2 separate regions of the Homo sapiens genome follow, and region 1 is linked to region 2. The links are chromatin contacts, found by Hi-C or POLR2A ChIA-PET in ENCODE. All regions are on one chromosome and are shown on one strand. Each heading gives the region's core, a stretch centred on a gene start or an enhancer-like site at or near the end of the contact. The rest is flanking DNA. Distances are from core to core; before and after follow the strand shown.

Region 1 (6,540 bases), core at 3,756-6,255, 340 kb after region 2:
GGCTGTTCTCGAACTCCTGAGCTCAGGTGGTCCACCCACCTCAGCCTCCCAAAGTGCTGGGATTACAGGCATGAGCCACTGTACCCAGCCAGTGATCTCACTTTCTTTTAGGAACCTTTAGCGTTACGTTGTGGAATCCTGGGATTCCATAGACTACAGTGTGAAAACTAAAACTTTAGTTAAACTTACTCATTTTGAATATATACTACCATTTATTCATATATCATATATTCATTTTGAGTATTTTCATTGTTTTACTATAGTGTATGACTGCTTGGTGAATACAGTACTTATTTTCTGTAAGACATCTAAAATTAGTCTGTTATTTTCTATAAATAGGACACCTAAAACTAATATGTGTTCATATCTAAATTGAGAATACTGGTTCCTAGAAAGAAAGAATTTTTGGTCCTAGGATTTTGAAACCATTTTAGCCATTAAAATCCAATAAATGTGTATATTTTATAAGAAAACTTTTTTTTTTTTTTAAAGAAAGGCCACCTTTTTTTACAGAATACCGTGACTGATCTAACCGTTCATCGGGCAACTCCCGAAGATCTGGTGAGTTTAATATCAAAACTTAAGTCATTTATTCAGTGTTTTATTTGGTATTTGACTTGTAACCTTTAGAATAGAAACTATAGGCACTTCCTGGAAGTTGTTCAGTTATGTTTAATCTTGTTTATGTCTATATAAAATCAAAACGCCTATCTTCTGGACTTCCTGATTTGAGCTAGGAATATCAATTAGTATGTATTAGAGTTTCATTAAATATGTTGGGTTTATAGTTGAAATCTCTTCAGTCTAGTACTGCCTGATATATATCTATCTATCTGCCTTTTTAAAAAATCTATAGATATCTTCAGCATTATTTATTACTTCCCTATACAAACATATTGTTCTAGTCAGTGTAATAATTTCTGTGTATTTCCATGTCTGAGCCCCCATTCCTTACTTGGAACAGTTTCTGTACCTTCTTCTCTACCCGTTCAAATCTTACCTTACTTCCTTATCCTAGTTCAAATCCTACTTTTTTTTTTTATGTTTCCACTTAGGTTTTTTTTTTTTTTTTTTTTTTAAGATTTATTGAGATATAGTTCACATACCATGAAATTTACCTGTTTAAAGTGTGCAGTTTGGTGATTTTTGGTATATTCAGAGTTGTGCAACCATTGTCACTATCTAATTTTGGAATGTTTTCATTACCCCAAAATGAAACCCTCTACCCATTAACAGTCACTCCTTGTGCCCAGTTCTTCCCAGTTTGTGGCAATGACCAATGTACTTTGTGCTTTTATGTATTTGCCTATTCTGGTCGTTTGATATATGCGGAATACAACACGTGGCCTTTTGTGTCTAGCTTCTTTGTCTTAGCATAATATTTTCAAGGTTCATCCCTGTTGTAGCATGTATGTCTCTGCCCACTGCAGCCTCCACCTCCTGTGATCAAGCCATCTCCACCTCAGCATCTTGAGTACTTGGGACTACAGGTGCATGCCACCACGCCTGGCTAAGTTTTGTATTTTTTGTAGACACAGGGTTTTGCCGTCTTGCCCAGGCTGGTCTCGAACTCCTGGGCTCAAGGAATCTGCCCACCTCAGCCTCCCAAAGTGCTGGTATTATAGGCATGAGCCACCACGCCCAGCTCATAGTAGTTCTTTATTCCTTATAATTGCCAAATAATATTCCATTGTATGGATCTACCATTTTATTTATCTGTTGTTCAGTTGGTGGACATTGCATTGTTTCTGCTTTTGCATTGTTAGGTATAATGCTGCTGTGAACATTCATGTACAAGTTTTTGTGTGAACATGTATTATCAGTTCTTTTATATGTATACATCTAGGAGTAAAATTGCTGAGTCATATAATTTCTCCATATTTAACTTTCTAAATAATTGTCAAACTGTTCTATGAAGTGGCTGCACCATTTACATCCCCGCCAGCATGTATGAGGCTTCCAGTTTCCTCACATTGTTACTGTCACCTTTTTCATTTTAGTTCTCTTAGTAGGTGTAAAGTGCTGTCTCATTGTGGTTTCAATTTGCATTTCCCTAATTGATAAAGGATGTTAAGCATCCTTTTGTGTACTTTTCGGCCATTTCTACTATATTCTTTGGAGAAATGTCTATTCAAATACCTTAGTCATTTAAAAATTGGATTATTTGTGCTTTTATTGTTGAGTTATAAAAATTATGTATGTATTCTGGATTTGAGTTCCTAATCAGATATAATTTGCAAGTATTTTCTCCCATTTTCTTAGTTGTTTTTTCAGTTTCTTGATGGTGTCCTTTAAGCAGGGAAGTTTTTAATTTTGATGAAGTCAAATTTACCTGTTTTTTATTTTGTCACTTGAGTTTTTAGTATCATACCTAAGAAACTGTTACCTAACCCAAGGTTCACAAAGACATACTCCTATGTTTTCTTCTAAGAGTTTTATAGTTGTAGTTCTTATATGTAGAACTATGATTCATTTTAAGTTAATTTTTCTGTATGGTGTGTGGTGGGAGGGGGGCCCAACTTTATTTTTTGCTAAAGGATAATCATTGTCCAAACAGCATTTATTGGAAAGACTATTCTTTCCCCATTGAATGATCTTGGAACTCTTGTTGAAAAATCACTTGTCCATAAATATAAATGTTTATTCAGCACTCTCAATTCTATTTCACTGATTTATATGTCAATCCTTATGCCAGTACCACATTGTCTTGATTACTGTCGTTTTATAGTAAGTTTGAAGTCCTGTTTTTGAAACTGACCAACAGTTATCTCCTCTGAACTATTACTACCTAACTTAGGCATTGAGTATATGACATCTAATGTATATCATTTGTCTTTATAAGGATGTGCCCAATCTCAATGGGCAGATTGTTAATGCTTTTGAGAGATACAGACCATATCTTATACATCTTTGTGTACCCAGGAGTCTTAATCCTAGTAGGTGCTCATTAACTATTTACTGAGAATAATAATTATGCCCAACTGAGTTAATATTTTTTAAATGAAAAATTTCAAACTCAAGGGAAAATGGAGATAAAAATAGAAATAACTACTATGTACTGTTCACCCAGATAGGATAGTTATTAAAAATTTGCCACAGTTGCTTCATTTATCTTACCCTTTTCTTTTTTCTCTGAAATATTTTAAAGCAAATTCCAGAGAACACATCATTTTGTGCTTACATATTCAGTTTGCATTTTTTAAAAATGTAAGCCTTTTTTTTTTCAACATAACCACAGTGCCATTATTACATCCAACAAAAGTAAATATAATTATTTGTAACACCTAATACCTAGCCCATATTCAAATCTCCTCAGTTGTCTAAAAAATGTCATCTTCATTTGTTTTTTGTGAGTCAGAATCCTTGTGTAATACTTGTTATTGTCTCTTTAATGGATTGATTTTTTATTTACATGGTGAAAACTCAGTAGTACATTTTATCATATATGTTCATGTTCATAGTTCTGAATACTAGAGTACTTGTAAAATCAAATATCTAATTTTATTTCTTAGCCACCTTAGTGAACCTTAGTGAACCCACCTTAGTGAACCCTCTAACACTTGAGATCTGTGGCGCGTATCTCTTCTTGTACTTCAGGAACTCTATTTCCCTGACTTCTGTATTTTCAGTGACCCACTCCCACATGAGGCCATTGAAGGGCTATAAACACTACATTATTATTTCTTGGTAGTAGTGTGATGATCATGAAATGAGTGTGTCTTTGCCAAAGATGACTCGGTGGATTTTGTACCTTTTACATTGTGCTCAGTTAGTGTGTGTATATGTGTGTATGTGTATGTTAAAAAAAAATGCTGGTTTTGACCCATGAATTGATTTTATCATCCATTAAGTGAGTCCCAACCTGTGGTTTGAAAAACACTAGTTTGCTGGATAGTCTTGCAGAAAAGTAGTAGAAATTATTATTTCTTTCTGTACATCTTTTAGGTAGGTTTACCAGTTCTATATACTGCTTTCTTTAAGATCATTTTTGAAAATTTAGGGGACTGAAAATTTTGGCTATGAATATATATAAACATGCACATATTGGACCAGAAAAAGTTTAAAAAGTGATGAACTAGAGTAGGTGATCTCATCATCTGAATAGGCAACTTCTTTGTGTCTGAAACATTCCTTTATGTACTTTTCTCTTCTGTATAGGTACGCCGTCATGAAATACACAAATCGAAGAATAGAGCATTAGTACACTGGGAACTCCAAGAAAAAGCTTTGAAGAGAAAATGGAGGAAGCAGAAACCAGAAACTTTAAATCTTGAGAAAAGAAGATTGTCTATCATGAAGGAGGTAATGCTAAACTGCATTAGAGTTAGAAAGAAAAAAAGGAGATAAATAGGGTTCTTTGTTTTTCTTCAATTTGATTCACGTTGGAGAGACTCTAGTAATCACTGCATTCTTATTCAATAATCTACATGTGGACTTCAAAAAAAGCAACAGAGTGGTGACTGGAGTCTGGTTTGGTGGTTTGAATTCCTGTTCTACTACTTACCAGCTGTGTGACCCTAAGTAAATTATTTAACTTTTCAGCCTGAATTTTCTCATATTTAAAATTATTATTTGCTTGTATTGCTATGAGATTTCAGTGATATAATACTTACAAAGTGAATAGCACAATCTTTGCTTATTCCTCTTTTTGTATATAAGCTGCTATAATAATTTTTCTCAGTAAAGTGATTAGCACAATCTTTTCTTATTCCTCTTTTTATATATAAGCTGCTATAATTATTTTTCTCAGTTTAACAGCAGTGCTGTTAGGTTACTTTGAAAAAAAAATGATGTTGTATGCTTGTCCAACTGAGTAATAAGCAACTTGTCTTTGGCTTAACCTTTTGCCAGACGTGGGGTGTTCAGATAAGTAATCAGATATGTAGGGATAAACAATATGGGAAATAAGAGGAAACTACAGCAAATAACCTTTTTAAATTTGAGCTGAAGTCATTGTGAAGGAATGTGCTTTGTCTGTAGTGTTGCTCCTTGTTCATATTGAAGCTTATGTACAGCACTTAGCTGTCTGACCTTTCACGGCAGCTTTGAATCATACATTTTCTTTTGAGGAATTTGTTAGGCTTCTTATTGAAATAAAGTCTCAGTCTTAGACATCATCAGGAAGAATAATATCTCCCAAATAAATGTTTACATGAGCTTGAGAAAAGAACAGTGGCTTGATTGAGAGAATGCTTCTTTACAGGTAAGTATCTTTTGGTGATCTTGGACAAGTCGCATACATTTAAATGTTATGGGGTAATTCTCAGTGAAAGGCCTAAAAACACAGATCTCACCACGAAAAAAGGCAGCCTGCTTGGATTGCATCAGACTCTGGGCTTATTTTCCTTTCTCTAGTGGTTCCTGCTCATGTCCTGAATTTCTCATACAAGTTATAGATGTGGTAGAAGTAGGTGTTTAAAGAAGGGTGGTGAGAGACGATGAGTGATGTTTCTTTGCCTTCTTTTTGTAGATCTGCTGCCTCAGGCACTAGTATAGTGGTTCTCAACTCTCACTGCACATTAGAATCAGTCAGGGTCAAGAAGCTCCATTAAAAAAATATATAACAGCTGGGTGTGGCAGCTCATGCCTGTAATCCCAGCATTTTGGGAGGCCAAGGCGGGCAGATCACCTGAGGTCAGGAGTTCAAGACCAGCCTGGCCAACATGGTGAAACCCCATCTCTACAAAAATACAGAAATTAGCTGAGCATGATGGCGGGTGCCTGTAATCCCAGCTACTTGGGAGGCTGAGGTGGGAGAATTGCTTGAACCTGGGAGGCGGAGGTTGCAGTGAGCCGAGATTGGTCCATTGCACTCCAGCCTGTCTCAAAAACAACAACAGCAAAACCAAAAAAAAAAAAAAGCCCTAAAGATTAGCTGGGTACAGTGGCAGGTGCCTGTAGTCCCAGCTACTCAGGAGGCTGAGGCAGGAGAATCGCTTGAATCCGGGTTGCAGTGAGCTGAGATTGTGCCACTGCACTCCAGCCTGGGCAACAGAGTGAGACTCTGTCTCAAAAAAAAAAAAAAAAAAAAAAGCTCTCTTTCTCTCTCTCTCTCTCTATGTATGTATGCATATATATATAACTATATCTGGACTCTATACCCAGAGATTCAGATTTAGTTGACCTAGGATGTGGCCCCATGTAGGTGTTTTTTAGACAGTTCCTATGTAATTTGAATGTGCTGCAGGGGTTGAGCACCTCAGCTCTCATCAGGATTCAGGTATTTTCTCTCTACCAGCATATCTTGGGATAATTTCCTGTCAGTGCTTAGACATCTACCTTTTCTTTTTGATGGCCATTAGCATATAGATGTACCACAATTTATTTATCCTGTGCTTTATTGGTGAACACTTAGGTTGTGTGTTAGAGTATAGTTTAAGCTTCTGGAAATAAAAAAATACCCTCCTATATGTTTTGCTTTAAACAAACAAATTTGTTTCTGTTTATTAAACAGTTGAGAGGAAAGTGGTAGCTGGTAGGGAACTCTGCAGTCCTTTATTACACAGCTTCTGTCTCTGAATACAAAATGGCCATAGCAGC
Region 2 (6,931 bases), core at 2,731-5,230:
TGGTCACAAACTCCTGACCTCACGTGATCAGCCCACCTAAGCCTCCCAAAGTGCTAGGATTACAGGCGTGAGCCACTGCACCTGGCCAAACTTGAGGTTCTTAAACCCTATAAATAACCATTGCCATGGGGGAAGCCTCTAATCACAATGATACTGATTTGAGGCTCTCTAGAGAAAGAAATTTGTAAACATGAGAGGGTAGAGAAGACCTCCTCCACCTGAAGTATATCCAGTAACCTCCAAAAAGAGAGGGAGAAACCAACAAACCTGGATAGAAGGGGAGGAAACATACAACAGCAAAACAAAAACAAACAAAAAAAACTGAAACTGAAGTCCATAAACTGATCTAACAAAACATACAGAATTTAAAATAATTTACAGGATAAAAGATAAAAGACTGGCTTTTGTGCCTCTACAACATAGGTTCTAAGTTAACTTCAACATCAGCTAAAATGCGGCAATTGGCAAATCTTCATGGCTTTAATCAATATTGGGTCTCAAATTACAGTTATACCTAGAGTTCCCACTAAATTTAAACAAGGTATCCCCTACAATCTTAGGAGTTATTCAACATAAAATAGACAACAAATAGGTATGCCTCACTTTAACCATCAGAACTATACCTTTGCCTAAATACTCCACGATGGTGGTATACATTGCCCTGAAATATCCTATTGTGGCCATGGACACTCTGACACAATTAGTAATAAACTAAATTTAAATCAAGTCTTTAGAGCTTACAAATTGGCTTTCAAAGAAGTGGGACAACAGGCTGGGTATGTTGGCTCACACGTATAATCCCAACATTTTGGGAGACTGAGGCAGGAGGATCACTTCAGGCCAAGAGTATGGAGAACAAGCTGGGCAATACAGCAAGGCCCCCTCTCTACAAAAATTTAAAGATTAGCCTGGCATAGTGGTACACACATGTAGTCCTAGCTACTTGGGAGGCTGAGGTGGGAGGACTGCCAGAGTCCAAGAGTTGGAGATCACAGTAAGTTGTGATTGCACCATTGTGCTTCAGCCCAGGTGACAGAGCAAGACTCTGTCTCAAAATAAACAAAACAGTGAGACCCTATGGACCACCACTCTCAATGCCCAGTTAAAATTATACAACCCAATATAAAACAAAACAGGGCCTTCAAGGACTAAAACTTGTTATGTAAGACCTACTTCAGCCAGGCACGGTGGCTCACGCCATGCTGTAATCTCAGCACTTTGGGAGGGAAAGCCAGGTGGATCACGAGGTCAGGAGTTCAAGACCAGCCTGACCAACATGGTAAAACCCCATCTCAACTAAAACAAAATACAAAAATTAGCTGGGCGTGGTGGTACGTGCCTGTAATCCCAGCTACTTGGGAGGCTGAGGCAGGAGAATTGCTTGAACCCGGGAGGTGGAGGTTGCGGTGAGCTGAGATTGTGCCACTGCACTCCAGCCTGGGCGACAGAGCAAGACTCTGTCTCGCAAAAAAAAAAAAAAAAGAAAGAAAGAAAGAAGTACTTTGTGAAAGTAATTATCCCTACTGCTTCTCCATTTAACAGCCCAATTTGGCCTGTTAAATTTGGTAAGAATGAATGGTACCTCATGGTTCATTACTGCATCCTCGATGATGTCATTTTACCCAGGAAGGCCCCTATACTCAACATTGTTGAAATTACTGACTATCCAGTCCACAACTAGTAAATATTTTGCTGTGATAGATTTGGCTAATATGTTCTGTTCAGTGTCTCTTTCAACACCTCCTCAGCCATAGTTGGTCTTCACCTCCAGAGAGACATAACATCTCTTTACCAGGCTAACCATAGAGTACGCAGTCTTGCCATCATACACAGCCTTTACAGGAAAGATCTTAACTGCATCAAATTTTCTCCAGGAGCACAAGTATAACATTCCATTGATGACATCCTCCCCTGAGGACAGTCTTTTGACATACTCACAAAGGAGCTCACAAAAGGAGGATGGGCTATTGTGCCACACATAGTGTAAGGCCTACCACCTTGGTTAAATTTCTGAAAATAATTTGGTCTCTGTCACCCAGGCTGGAGTGCAATGGCACAAACAGGGGTCACTGCAGTCTCAACCTCCTGTGCTCAAGTGATCTTCCTATCTCAGCCTCCCAAATAGCTAGGACCACAGGCGCCACACAACCATGCCCAGTTAATTTTTCTTTCTTTTTTTTTTTTATTTTGGTAGATACAGGGTCTTGCTTTGTTGCCCAGGCTGGTCTCAAATTCCTGTCCTCAAGCGATACTTCTTTCTGCCTTGGCCTCCCAAAGTGCTAGAATTACAGGCATGAGCCACTGCACTGGGCCACAATGGCTGACTTAAATTCAAATTCAAATTCAAATGGTGCAGGTCAGTCATCAAACATCAAGGGTGAAAAAAAGACCTGGAGCCAGTTTTTTCCTGAGGCTCTCTTAAGCCATTTTAGTGCTGCTTGAGAGGCCTGCCTTGCTCTCCCTGGAGACCTTAATTATGTAAGTAAAAGACTTTTTCAGGGCCGGGCGCGGTGGTGGCTCAAGCCTGTTATCCCAGTACTTTGGGAGGCCGAGGCGGGCGGATCATGAGGTCAGGAGTTCAAGACCATCCTGGCTAACACGGTGAAACCCCGTCTCTACTAAAAACACAAAAAATTAGCCGGGCGTGGTGGCGGGCGCCTGTAGTTCCAGCTACTGGGGAGTCTGAGGCAGAAGAATGGCGTGAACCCGGGAGGCAGAGCTTGCAGTGAGCCGAGATTGCGCCACTGCACTCCAACCTCAGGGTGTGTGTGTGGCATCATCAGTTTCTACTCCAACCTCATGGTGTGTGTGTGGCATCATCAGTTTCTACACCTGAATCAAATTTGGGATGGGGGTCCATTCTGGCTTTCTGGGGTGGCTACAGTAGATTCCTGTCTCTCTGACTTATTAGCTGTGTGGTCCTTAGCAAAGTCAATCTCTGTACATCTGTTCCTTAACTCTACAATAGAGGAAATAATTTTATCTCTAGTCTAGACAATAAGCTTATTGAGAGCAGGGATCATGTCTGTGTTAATCACCATCTAATCCCGAACACCCAGTGCCAGGGACATAACTGAATCAGTGACTGATTGGGTTCATGAATATCCAGCTTGACTATTTCATAGTAATGTTTTTCAAATCAAGTGAAATAACACTCATTCATCTGTTCATTCAACAATTATTTGTGTACCTCCACTAATCTGTAAACTATAACGCTCTTCAGAAGATATAGCACTGACCGCAGTTCTCTAAAAGTAAAATACATACACACAAACCAATGTAGAAGGAGGATGGTGTTCAGAAACGCAGGCGCCCGTCCAACAAAAGCGGGGTTTCATCCTGAATATTAATAAGCACGCTTTCCGTTTTGTCAAATAAGGTAGTAAACAAATAAAACTAGACTAGTTGAAATCAAAAACTTGGCTGACAGCACAGTGATTTAAACTATCCGGACCTTTACAACAGGGCTGAGAATGAAAGGAAGGGGGCAAGGCTGGAAAAAACGTTGACAGTGGGTCAGAATCACGACCATGGGGCCTGACCCAAGGGGGCCTGGGGCTGAGACATCCGCACCAGGACATTTCGGGACCAAATTCAAGCCCTCAACGCCCACAGGGAAGCAAATGTCCCCACCACCGCCCGTAGGGAAAGGGCTCGCAGAGGCACAGGAAACCGTTTCCTCGGTAACAACTTTCCGTATTACTCCAAAGAGCACGAAGAAAAGGGAAGGGAGGGATTAACTGTAATCTGAGAAGGTTCAAGCAATCACCGTGAGAAAAAGTAGGCTAAAGCCACAGATGGGAACCTGCCCCAGCGAGGCCCGCGGCTTACCTGACGGACAGTCGGAGCGCCCTCCATCGCGGCTCCCTCCGCCGCCGCGGCACCGCCCCGCGCGCACCGCACCGCACCGCCCCGCGCCCACCTCCAGCGCGCGCTGCGAGTTACAGGCTCCGCGCGCCTCCTCCGCCGGCCCTCCGAGTACTTCCAGCCGCAGCTCCTTGCGCCCTCTGGCGGCCGTGAAGGATTCCTGACGATGGGTGTTACCGGGTTAGCCTGAAGGCTTGTCTTTCTAGGGGTCACAATGAGACTTCCCTATTCCCAACCTCAAACTACTGTGCCTCCCAGGAAATGGCATACCCTGCCCCAATGTGCGAAAAGGTGAATTGCTCGGAAACTTTTTTTTTTTTTTTTTGAGACGGAGTTTCGCTCTCATTCCTCAGGCTGGATGGAGTGCCAAGGCCCCGTCTCGGCTAACTGCAACCTCCGCCTCCCAGTTCAAGCGATTCTCCTGCCTCAGCCTCCCGAGTAGCTGTGGTTACAGGCGCCTGCCACCACGCCCGGATAATTTTTGTATTTTTAGTAGAGACAAGGTTTCACCATGTGGGTCAGGCTGGTCTCGAACTCCCCACCTCAGGCAATCCGCTGGCCTTGGCCTCCCAAAGTGCTGGGATTACAGGCGTCAGCCACCGCCCCCGGCCAGGAAACTCTTGTTCCTTCCAATAAAGGATTGAAGTTACTGATTAACTGCTGTACGTATTGCAGATTCTTGGTTCTGTAAACCAAAAATAAAATGCCGAGGCCCACCCCCAGCCATCTAAATGGACCCCTCCTCTTGGCCAAGAGCGTTCCAAATTTAACCTGAAAATCTAGTTCAGGCCATGATGAAAGAGGGGATTGGACATGCCTCATTAACATCAACACAGACCTTAAGTCTGAGAAGAAATATTTATCATCTATTGCCTCGGACACCTGCTACTTGGAGGCTGCATCTGCATGATAAAACCTTGGTATCCACAACCCCTTATCCTAACCCAGACATTCCTTTCTACTGATAATAACTCTTTTTTCTCTTTTTCTTTTGAGACAGGTTCTGGCTCTATTAGACCAGCTGGAGTGCGGTGGCGCAATCTCTGCTCACTGCAACCTCCACCTCCCGGACTCAACCAATCCTCCCACCTCAGCCTCTCGAGTAGCTGGGACTACTGGCGTGTGCCACCATGCTTAACTACTTTGTTTGTTTGTTTGTTTGTTTGTTTGTTTGTTTTTTGAGACAGGGTTTCGCCATGTTGCCCAGACTGGTCTCGAACTCCTGGACTCAAGCAGTCTGCCCCCTTCGGCCTCCCAAAGTGCTGGGATTACACGTGCAAGCCACAGCTCCCAGTCAATAATAACGCTTTCAACCAATTGCAAATCAGAAAATTTTTTTATGTACCAATGACCTGAAAGTTCCTCCTTCTCGCCTTGGAGCTGTCTCCCCTTCCAGATTGAAACAATGTAAATCTTACATGTATTGATTGATGTATTAGGTCTGCCCAAAATATATAAAAGCAAGCTGTACCCCAACCACCTTGGACACATGTCATTGGGACTTCCTGAGACTGTGTCACAGGTGTGTCCTTAACCTTCACAAAATAAATTTTCTAAATTAACTGAGGCCTGTCTCAGATATTTGGGGTTCAGAGTTCCCAACCAAACAGCTATAAAAAAGACATTCTAAGCCAGGCACAGTGGCTAACTCATGTAATTCCAGCACTTTGGGAGACTAAGGTGGGAGGGTTGCTTGTGTCCAGGAGTTCAAGACCAGCCTGGGCAAAACAGGGGGGCCCCATCTCCAGAAAAGAGAGACAGAGAGAGAGAAAGAAAGAGAGAGAGAGGGAAGGAAGGAAGGAAGGAAAGAAGGAAGGAAGGGAGGGAGGGAAGACATTCTAGAACAATTGAGGAATAGTGAATATGAAATGGCTATTAGAGTTGATGTTACAGGATAATTAATGATTTATGTATACATTTATGGATATTCATTTATGGATAATTAATAATTTTTGGCAGCTGGGCGTGGTGGCTCAAGCCTGTAATCCCAGCACTTTGGGAGGCTGAGGTGGGAGGATCACCTGAGGTCAGGAGTTTGAGACCAACCTGGCCAACATGGTGAAACCCTGTCTCTACTAAAAATACAAAAATTAGTCGGGCGTGATGGTGAGCACCTGTAATCTCAGCTACTTGGGAGGCTGAGGCAGGAGAATCGCTTGAACCTGGAAAGTGGAGGCTGCAGGGAGCCGAGATCAGGCCATTGCACTCCAGCCTGGGCAAGAAGAGTGAAACTCCGTCTCAAATAATAATAATAAATAATAATAATAATAATAACTTGTGGCTATGTTGCAGGGTGTCTTTAATATTAGAAAACTCACACTAAAATATTTAGGAGTTCCCTGTTATCCATGGGGATGTAAAAAAAAAAAAGTATTTAGGAGTGAAGTAGCACCATGTCTGCAACTTGCTTCCAAATGCTTCCACGAAGATGAATACACAGAGAAAACAAAATAGCGAAACGTTAATTATTGGACCTAAGTGGAGGGTATACTACTATTCAGTTATTCTTTTACTGTTTACATATATTTAAAAATCATAATGTAAAGTTGAAGAGATGGAAAGGAGTTGAATCCAGTTCCACAAAATGTCAGACACTGAGTGTATTTCTTTTTTGTTTTGTTTTGTTTTTGTTTTTTTGAGACAGAGTCTCGTTCTGTCCCCCAGACTGGAGTGCAGTGGCACAATCTTGACTCACTGTAACCTCTGCCTCCCAGGTTTAAGCAATTCTCCTGCCTCAGCCTCCTGAGTAGCTGGGACTACAGGCGCCCACCACCATGCCCGGCTAATTTTTGTATTTTTAGTAGAGATGGGCTTTCACCATGTTGGCCAGGCTGGTCTCAAATTCCTGGCCTCAAGTGATCCACCCGCCACAACCTCCCAAAGTGCTGAGATTACAGGCGTGAGCCACTGCACCTGGCCATGAGCATATTTCTTAAATATATATGACATACTAAAGGACAAATTACTTAATAAGATAATCAGTAAAAGACAGGTTTCCATCCTCATTCTGCAAAACTTTGCATAAACTGTGTTCTGTTAAACATAAAAAACGTCACAGAACACT

What was found. A loop is a pair of places that touch in the nucleus more often than their neighbours do. ChIA-PET counts read pairs that join two places held with the same protein, here RNA polymerase II (POLR2A). Pooled maps may share reads with other maps.
Region 1: a map of endothelial cell of umbilical vein shows a loop between it and region 2 (10-fold over the local background). The contact joins the enhancer-like site here to the promoter of GRAMD1C in region 2. A Hi-C loop is called at or near these places in 1 of 168 maps with a recorded cell type or tissue (endothelial cell of umbilical vein), 2 of 37 single-sample maps with no recorded cell type and 8 of 50 pooled maps. POLR2A ChIA-PET finds 5 or more read pairs at or near these places in 1 of 52 experiments (WTC11).

Annotation. Positions count from the first base shown.
Region 1 is chr3:113,497,201-113,503,740 of GRCh38, reverse strand. It overlaps SPICE1 (spindle and centriole associated protein 1), which reads left to right. Exons shown (of 18, transcript NM_144718.4): 3 at 514-561; 4 at 4,159-4,302. It overlaps SPICE1-CFAP44 (SPICE1-CFAP44 readthrough (NMD candidate)), which reads left to right. Exons shown (of 52, transcript NR_183050.1): 3 at 514-561; 4 at 4,159-4,302. Among named protein-coding and RNA genes, the nearest start is that of SPICE1, 15 kb to the left of the region's middle. Within about 2 kb of position 5,005, at least 3 of the 41 ENCODE cell types and tissues checked have a DNase peak (open chromatin) inside an H3K27ac peak, as active enhancers do; they include endothelial cell of umbilical vein, where a contact is called at or near this core.
Region 2 is chr3:113,835,837-113,842,767 of GRCh38, reverse strand. GRAMD1C (GRAM domain containing 1C) reads right to left here and starts at 3,980. Exons shown (of 18, transcript NM_017577.5): 1 at 3,832-3,980. The coding sequence starts at 3,858. RefSeq lists a silencer at 3,768-3,967.